Linked DNA regions of Homo sapiens: region 1 is linked to region 2. A link is a loop called in an ENCODE intact Hi-C map of the cell type or tissue named here. Cell type or tissue: PC-9. All regions are shown on one strand. Links, peaks and the distances in the headings refer to the core of each region. The heading gives the core; the rest is flanking DNA. Region 1 has its middle 61 kb from the start of CSE1L. Region 2 overlaps PREX1 (phosphatidylinositol-3,4,5-trisphosphate dependent Rac exchange factor 1).

Region 1 (2,902 bases), core at 114-2,613, 470 kb before region 2:
TTAGTTTTAGTCTTAGATTTAGGTCTTTCATCCATTTTAAGCTAATTTTGTGTATGGTGTTAGGTAAGGGTCCAGCTTCATTCCTTGGCAAGTGCACACTGTTTTCCCAACAGTATTTGTGAAAAGACTGTCCCTCCCCCATTGAATGGTCTTGGCACCCTTGTCAAAAATTACATGGAAGGACTTCTGGATTCTCTTCCTTTGGGGGGGGGGGGGGTGTGTGTGTGTGTGTGTGTGTGTGTGTGTGTGTGTGTGTGTGTGTGTATATATATATATATATATTTTTTTTTTTTTTTTTTTTTTTTTTTTTGAGACGGAGTCTCGCTCTGTCGCCCAGGCCGGACTGCGGACTGCAGTGGCGCAATCTCGGCTCACTGCAAGCTCCGCTTCCCGGGTTCACGCCATTCTCCTGCCTCAGCCTCCCGAGTAGCTGGGACTACAGGCGCCCGCCACCGCGCCCGCCACCGCGCCCGGCTAATTTTTTGTATTTTTAGTAGAGACGGGGTTTCACCTTGTTAGCCAGGATGGTCTCGATCTCCTGACCTCATGATCCACCCGCCTCGGTCTCCCAAAGTGCTGGGATTACAGGCGTGAGCCACCGCGCCTGGCCTTTTTTTTTTTTTGAGACAGGGTCTTACTCTGTTGCCCAGACTGGAGTGCAGTGGTGCAGTCTTGGCTCACAGCCTACCAGGTAGCTGGGACTATAGGCGTGTGTCACCATGTCACCATGCCTGGCTGATTTTTTCTTTTTTTTTTTGTAGAGACAAGGTTTTACCAAGTTGCTCAGGCTGGTCTTGAACTCCTGGGCTCAAGTGATCCTCCCACCTCAGCCTCCAAAGTGCTGGGATTACAGGCGTGAACCACCGCAACCAGCCTCCTATATGTCTGTTGTTGTGCTGGTACCACACTGATTTGATTACTGTAGTAAATTTTGAAATCTTAACCTATGAGTCCTTCAGCTAAGTTTTCAAGATTGTTTTTGGTTATTCAGGGTCCCTTAGGATTCCTTATAAATTTTAGGATGGGCTTTTCTATGTCCACAAAAACTGTCATTTGTCCCCATCATTTTTTGAAGACTAACTTGACACATTGAGATATTTGGGGTTCATCTTGTTCTTTTCCTTCCCCTAGTCCTGATTCAGCCTTTTTTTTTTTTTTTTCTGAGATGGAGTCTCACTCTGTCGCCCAGGCTGGAGTGCAGTGGCACCATCTCAGCTCACTGCAACCTCCGCCTCGTGGGTTCAAGCGATTCTCCTGCCTCAGCCTCCCAAGTAGCTGGGACTACAGGTGTGCACACCACATCTGGCTAATTTTTGTATTTATGTTTAGTAGAGATGGGGTTTCACCATATTGGCCAGGCTGGTCTTGAACTTCTCACCTTATGATCCGCCCGCCTCAGCCCCCCAAAGTGCTGAGATTACAGGCGTGACCCACCACGCCTAGCCTGATTCAGCCATTTTCCTAAGGAGCCCTGGTTCCCTCTACTAGAAGACAGCATTTAGAAACCAAGATCTGAATGCTCTGAGGGCTTACTGCTACTGGGGTGTTATTGTTTCTAGACCTCTGTAGCGGACAGGAAATCTATGTGTATATATATCTATACACATCTATCTGTATGCATTTGTATACTCAGTGTTCTTTGTAGCCTTCTCCTCTATGTTCTCAGTGCATTCTCCAACACTGAGATTGTCTCTCTCTTGGATCCTACAGTAGATAAGCTTGGGACTCAGTCGGTTCCCACATTGGCATTGTTTTTTTTTTTCAAAAAGTGGGTGGTGACTGCATTGTCATGACTTTGTCCTCATGGTCATTAAAGGGAAAACTTAACGGGTAATGGTTATTTCCTCATAGCTGTCTTGAGTTTGTTGTTCTTGTCTCATCCTCCCCATTATTTTTTTCCTGAAGTATCTTAATGCTAATCCTAGACTAAAACATTCACCTGTAAGTATTTTCACCCATAGCTGGGTGTTTTTCTGGGTTTTCAGGCCTTCTTAAGCCAGAGTAATGTGGATAGGTCTTACAAACAAGTATCACTTCTGAATCTAGTTTACTGAGCTGTTTTTTTAAGTGGCTTTGTTGGGTGAATGCTCAGTGATGGACACCATAGTCTGGATCCCTCCTGTTAGGAGGGCGCCTGGGATTGGTATGATCGACAGGAAAACATATTGGCCTTTCCCAAAAGCGTGATGTTGCTGCTTGCTTTATAGGGATCAGTGTGAGTTCAGTAGAATAGGATCATCCCAGGAAGCAAACCTGAGGCCCGAGAGGTCTGGCTTTGTTTGCACATAACATGTCAGAAGCATCCACTGGCTGGGCATGGTGGCTCATCCCTGTATTCCCAGCCTTTTGGGAAGCCACGGTGAGTGGACTGCTTGAGCCCGGGAGTTTGAAACCAGCCTGAGCAACATAGAGACCCCCATCTCTACAAAACAAAAAAAAAACAGAAAACTAGCCCGGCATGGCACCATGGTGGTACCATGGGCTTGTAGTCCTAGCTACTTGGGAGGCTGATGTGGAAGAATCACTTGAGCCCGAGGTCAAGGCTGCAGTGAGCTGAGATCACGCTACTGCAACTATAGCCTAGGTGTTGGAGACTCAGCCTCAATAAAAAGCAGCAGTATTTATCACTACTTCTGGTTTAAGGGCTTAAATGCCTGTGTGCTCTTAAAAACAAAAAACTTACTTGAAATTCCAAATCAATAAATACTGGATTTGTCAAGCACTTAATCAGAGCAGGATTAGCAGAGGGAAGAGTGGAGGAGTTGGCCAATGTTCTTAAATAGGGCTTTTAAAGAGATACATTGTTTTAAGAAGCAATGGCTAACTCAAAGATAGGAGGTGGGAGTTTGTTAATGGGCAGCATAGCCATCTTCTTGGATTTTTTGTAAACCTTTCCTGTGGT
Region 2 (2,902 bases), core at 316-2,815:
CCCCCTCCCAGCCCGTCCCCCTTTCTGTCTCCCTTCTCCTTCCAGATGGGAAGAACCAGCTGCTCCTGGCCTTGCTGAAGTGCACAGGTGAGGCCTTTAAAGGTGTGTGGGGGGCACATACCCGGCCTCTTCCACCACCCAAGGCCGACCATCCATGCCCTCGGGGCCTGGACGGGGGGAGGCAACGCTTTGGCCTGGAGCCCCTCCAAGAGCTACTTGAAACTTGCTTCTTCCTCTTGTGTCCAAGGGACAAGTCTCAGGGCACTGGAGCCAGGAGCCCTGTCCTGTGCCACTGCCCAGGCCTGGGTGGATGTTGACGGGGCCCCGGGATAGAGGACGATGTTAGGGGGCCTTGTGCCGGTAGAGCCTTCAGCCCCAGCCTGGGGGCTTCCACCCAGCAGAGAGTGGGGAAGAGGAAGGGGGAGGAGGTAGCGGGAGAATCTTGGAGACCTTCTCTATCCCTGCCTTCTTTCTAGAAATTAGCCAAGGGGGTGCTACTGCAGGATCTGGGTCAAATTTGGTCACTAAAAAACTCACTGGCCAGAAGCCGGCCATTGGAAATAATTCCTTCCAGAAGATTGGGACCCTGAGAGACCAATTGCTTGAAACTGGCCAGTTCTTCAGACCATGCCAAGGTCAAGGACAGGGGCAAGGGCAGAGGTGGGGGAAGGAAGAAAGCATAGTTCTCCAAAATAGAGAAAATGCTAAACTGCATTTCTGAACATGTGCAGCTTGGCAGAAGAGCTTAGCACCATTGGCATTCTACTGGCCAAGGCCAAGGAATCCCATAATGAGAGGAGAAATGGCTGAGGGTGAGGGTCTTGGGAAACCCTTAGGAAAATCACAAGATGTTTGTTTGTTTGTTTGGTTTTCAAAGCAGGCAGATGAGTCACTGAGAGAACAGTTTTGGCAAATGGGCTTGCTTTTCGTAGAATTGATTTTTGTGGAATTGGCTTTTGGTGGCTGGGATGTCCACCAAAAAGTAATTTCTGGCCTGATGTTAGCCCTTTGCTGGGGGTTCCATGAGGGGTCCTGGACCCAGGGTTTTGGGGGGTGGGCCTCCTGGTGGCACGGGAGCGCCCCTCCAGCAAGGCCTCCTGCCCTCTGCCCCCAGACACGGAGCTGCAGCTGCGCAGAGACGCGATCTTCTGCCAGGCCCTGGTGGCCGCCGTGTGCACCTTCTCCAAGCAGCTGCTGGCGGCCCTGGGCTACCGCTACAACAACAATGGCGAGTACGAGGAGAGCAGCCGCGACGCCAGCCGCAAGTGGCTGGAGCAGGTGGCGGCCACGGGCGTCCTGCTGCACTGCCAGTCCCTGCTCTCGCCAGCCACAGTGGTGAGTGAGTGGGGCGGGAGGGCGGCCCCGCTGGCCCACCCACTGGTGCCCGCCCAGGCCGGGTCGAGGGAGCCCTTGCCCACTTACTCAGGCTCCCCCTGGCCTCGTCATTCCCGCAGCAGCTATTTGTTGAGCACCTGTGTGCTGTTTTATAGGCACTGAAGGTCCAGCAGTGAACAAAACAGAGTCCCTGTACCCAGGGATCTTCTGTCCCAGTGGGAGGGAGGGAGGCACACACACACAGATAACAGAATCCATGCTACAGACCAGCGGCTCTCAGCCCAGGGCAGTTTCCCCACTAGGGGACACTTGGTAATGTCTGGAGATGTTTTTGGTTGTGACAACTGAGGGCCTGAGGTGGGAGTGGGGTGGTGGAAGCCAGGGATGCTGCTGGACATCCGGCCAGGACCTGAGAGTCACCAGTGCCTCTGAGGTTGGCTCCTGGAGCCCCTGCTGCTGGCTGGTGGGGAGGCCTGGCCTTGGAGCGCCCTCTGCTGGCTGCTGCTGCACAAGACGCCTGCCTGGCACAGATTGGCCATCACTTGATTCTCAGAATGCACAACCTGGGGCCCAGGGAGGAAGCAGGGAACACTCAGCCCTCCCCTTCCTCTTCTCACATGGGGATGCTGGGCCAAGTTCCTTCATTCTCCAAACACCACGATGTGCCAGGCCCTGAGCTGGGAGCTGGGGGCCTGAAGCTGACTTCCTAGTTGGGGGAAGCAGCTTGAGAAGAAGAAAGGACAGAGGAGGGAAGGAAGGTGGGGAGAAGGCAATCTCTACAGGAAGCTTGGCGGGCACTGCAGCTTCTCTGTCAGAGACAGCCTGTGTGAGGTGGTGACGCTTGAGCTGAGACCTCAGCCAGCCAGGCAGACAGTGTGAGGAAGAGTGTGCGGGGTAGAGGGACCAGCATGTACAAAGGCCCCGAAGAGTGGCTGGTGTGACCAGAGGGGAGCGGCAGGGGCTAGGGAGATGTGGGGACCAGTTCTGTAGGGCCTGAGACTTTAATCTGGAAGCAGTGGAGGGTTCAGAGGCTTGGAGCTGGGTGAGTGATATAATTTGGGTTAAGTTTTCAAAACATGACTTGTAGGATGTATTGTTTGGGGGCAGAGAGTGGCAGAAGGGAAACCTGGTGTCATCTTGACAAGAGATGGTGGACCCTTGAACCTGGGTGGTGGCCAGGAAGCTGGAGGGAGATGGGTGGGTCTGGAGGATGTTTTAGTGTCACCCCATCAGACTTGGTGATGGACCAGGCCCAGGGTGAGCGGGAGAGAAACTGAGAAGTCAAAGGTTTGGATCTTGGATGACCGAATGAACGCTGGTGCTATTTGCTGACATGGGACCGACTGGGGGAGGTTGAGGAAGGAATTGGGGACTTTTATTTGAGTGTGTTAGGCTCAAAAAGGTTAAGTTAGAAGCCTGGTTGGTGATCCAGGCAAGAGAGGCAGTGACTTTACTAGGATCACTCAGTGAATTAAGGCAGAGATGGGTTCTATGACCCTTGAAAGTGCAGGACAAGCCACAGAGCACACCATGATTTCACATCCACTCTGGAGAGTCACGCTCAGGA

What was found. Hi-C counts contacts between places; a loop is a spot of excess contacts. Peaks named below come from ENCODE experiments on the same cell type or tissue, not always from the same donor. Only the 100,000 strongest peaks of a DNase experiment are listed, where the experiment ranks them.
Region 1: it touches region 2 in a loop (12-fold over the local background); 2 of 110 quality-filtered maps call a loop at or near these places.

What each region holds. Positions count from the first base shown.
Region 1 is chr20:49,105,850-49,108,751 of GRCh38, reverse strand. No RefSeq gene overlaps it. Among named protein-coding and RNA genes, the nearest start is that of CSE1L, 61 kb to the right of the region's middle. In PC-9, for the core only: no CTCF peak of the experiment used is centred there; no DNase peak of the experiment used is centred there; H3K27ac peaks cover 827 bases.
Region 2 is chr20:48,634,896-48,637,797 of GRCh38, reverse strand. It overlaps PREX1 (phosphatidylinositol-3,4,5-trisphosphate dependent Rac exchange factor 1), which reads left to right. Exons shown (of 40, transcript NM_020820.4): 31 at 46-87; 32 at 1,115-1,335. Among named protein-coding and RNA genes, the nearest start is that of PREX1, 190 kb to the left of the region's middle. RefSeq lists an enhancer at 1,621-1,760. In PC-9, for the core only: CTCF peaks have their summits at 1,617 (motif pointing right) and 1,816 (motif pointing left); a DNase peak (open chromatin) is centred at 1,857.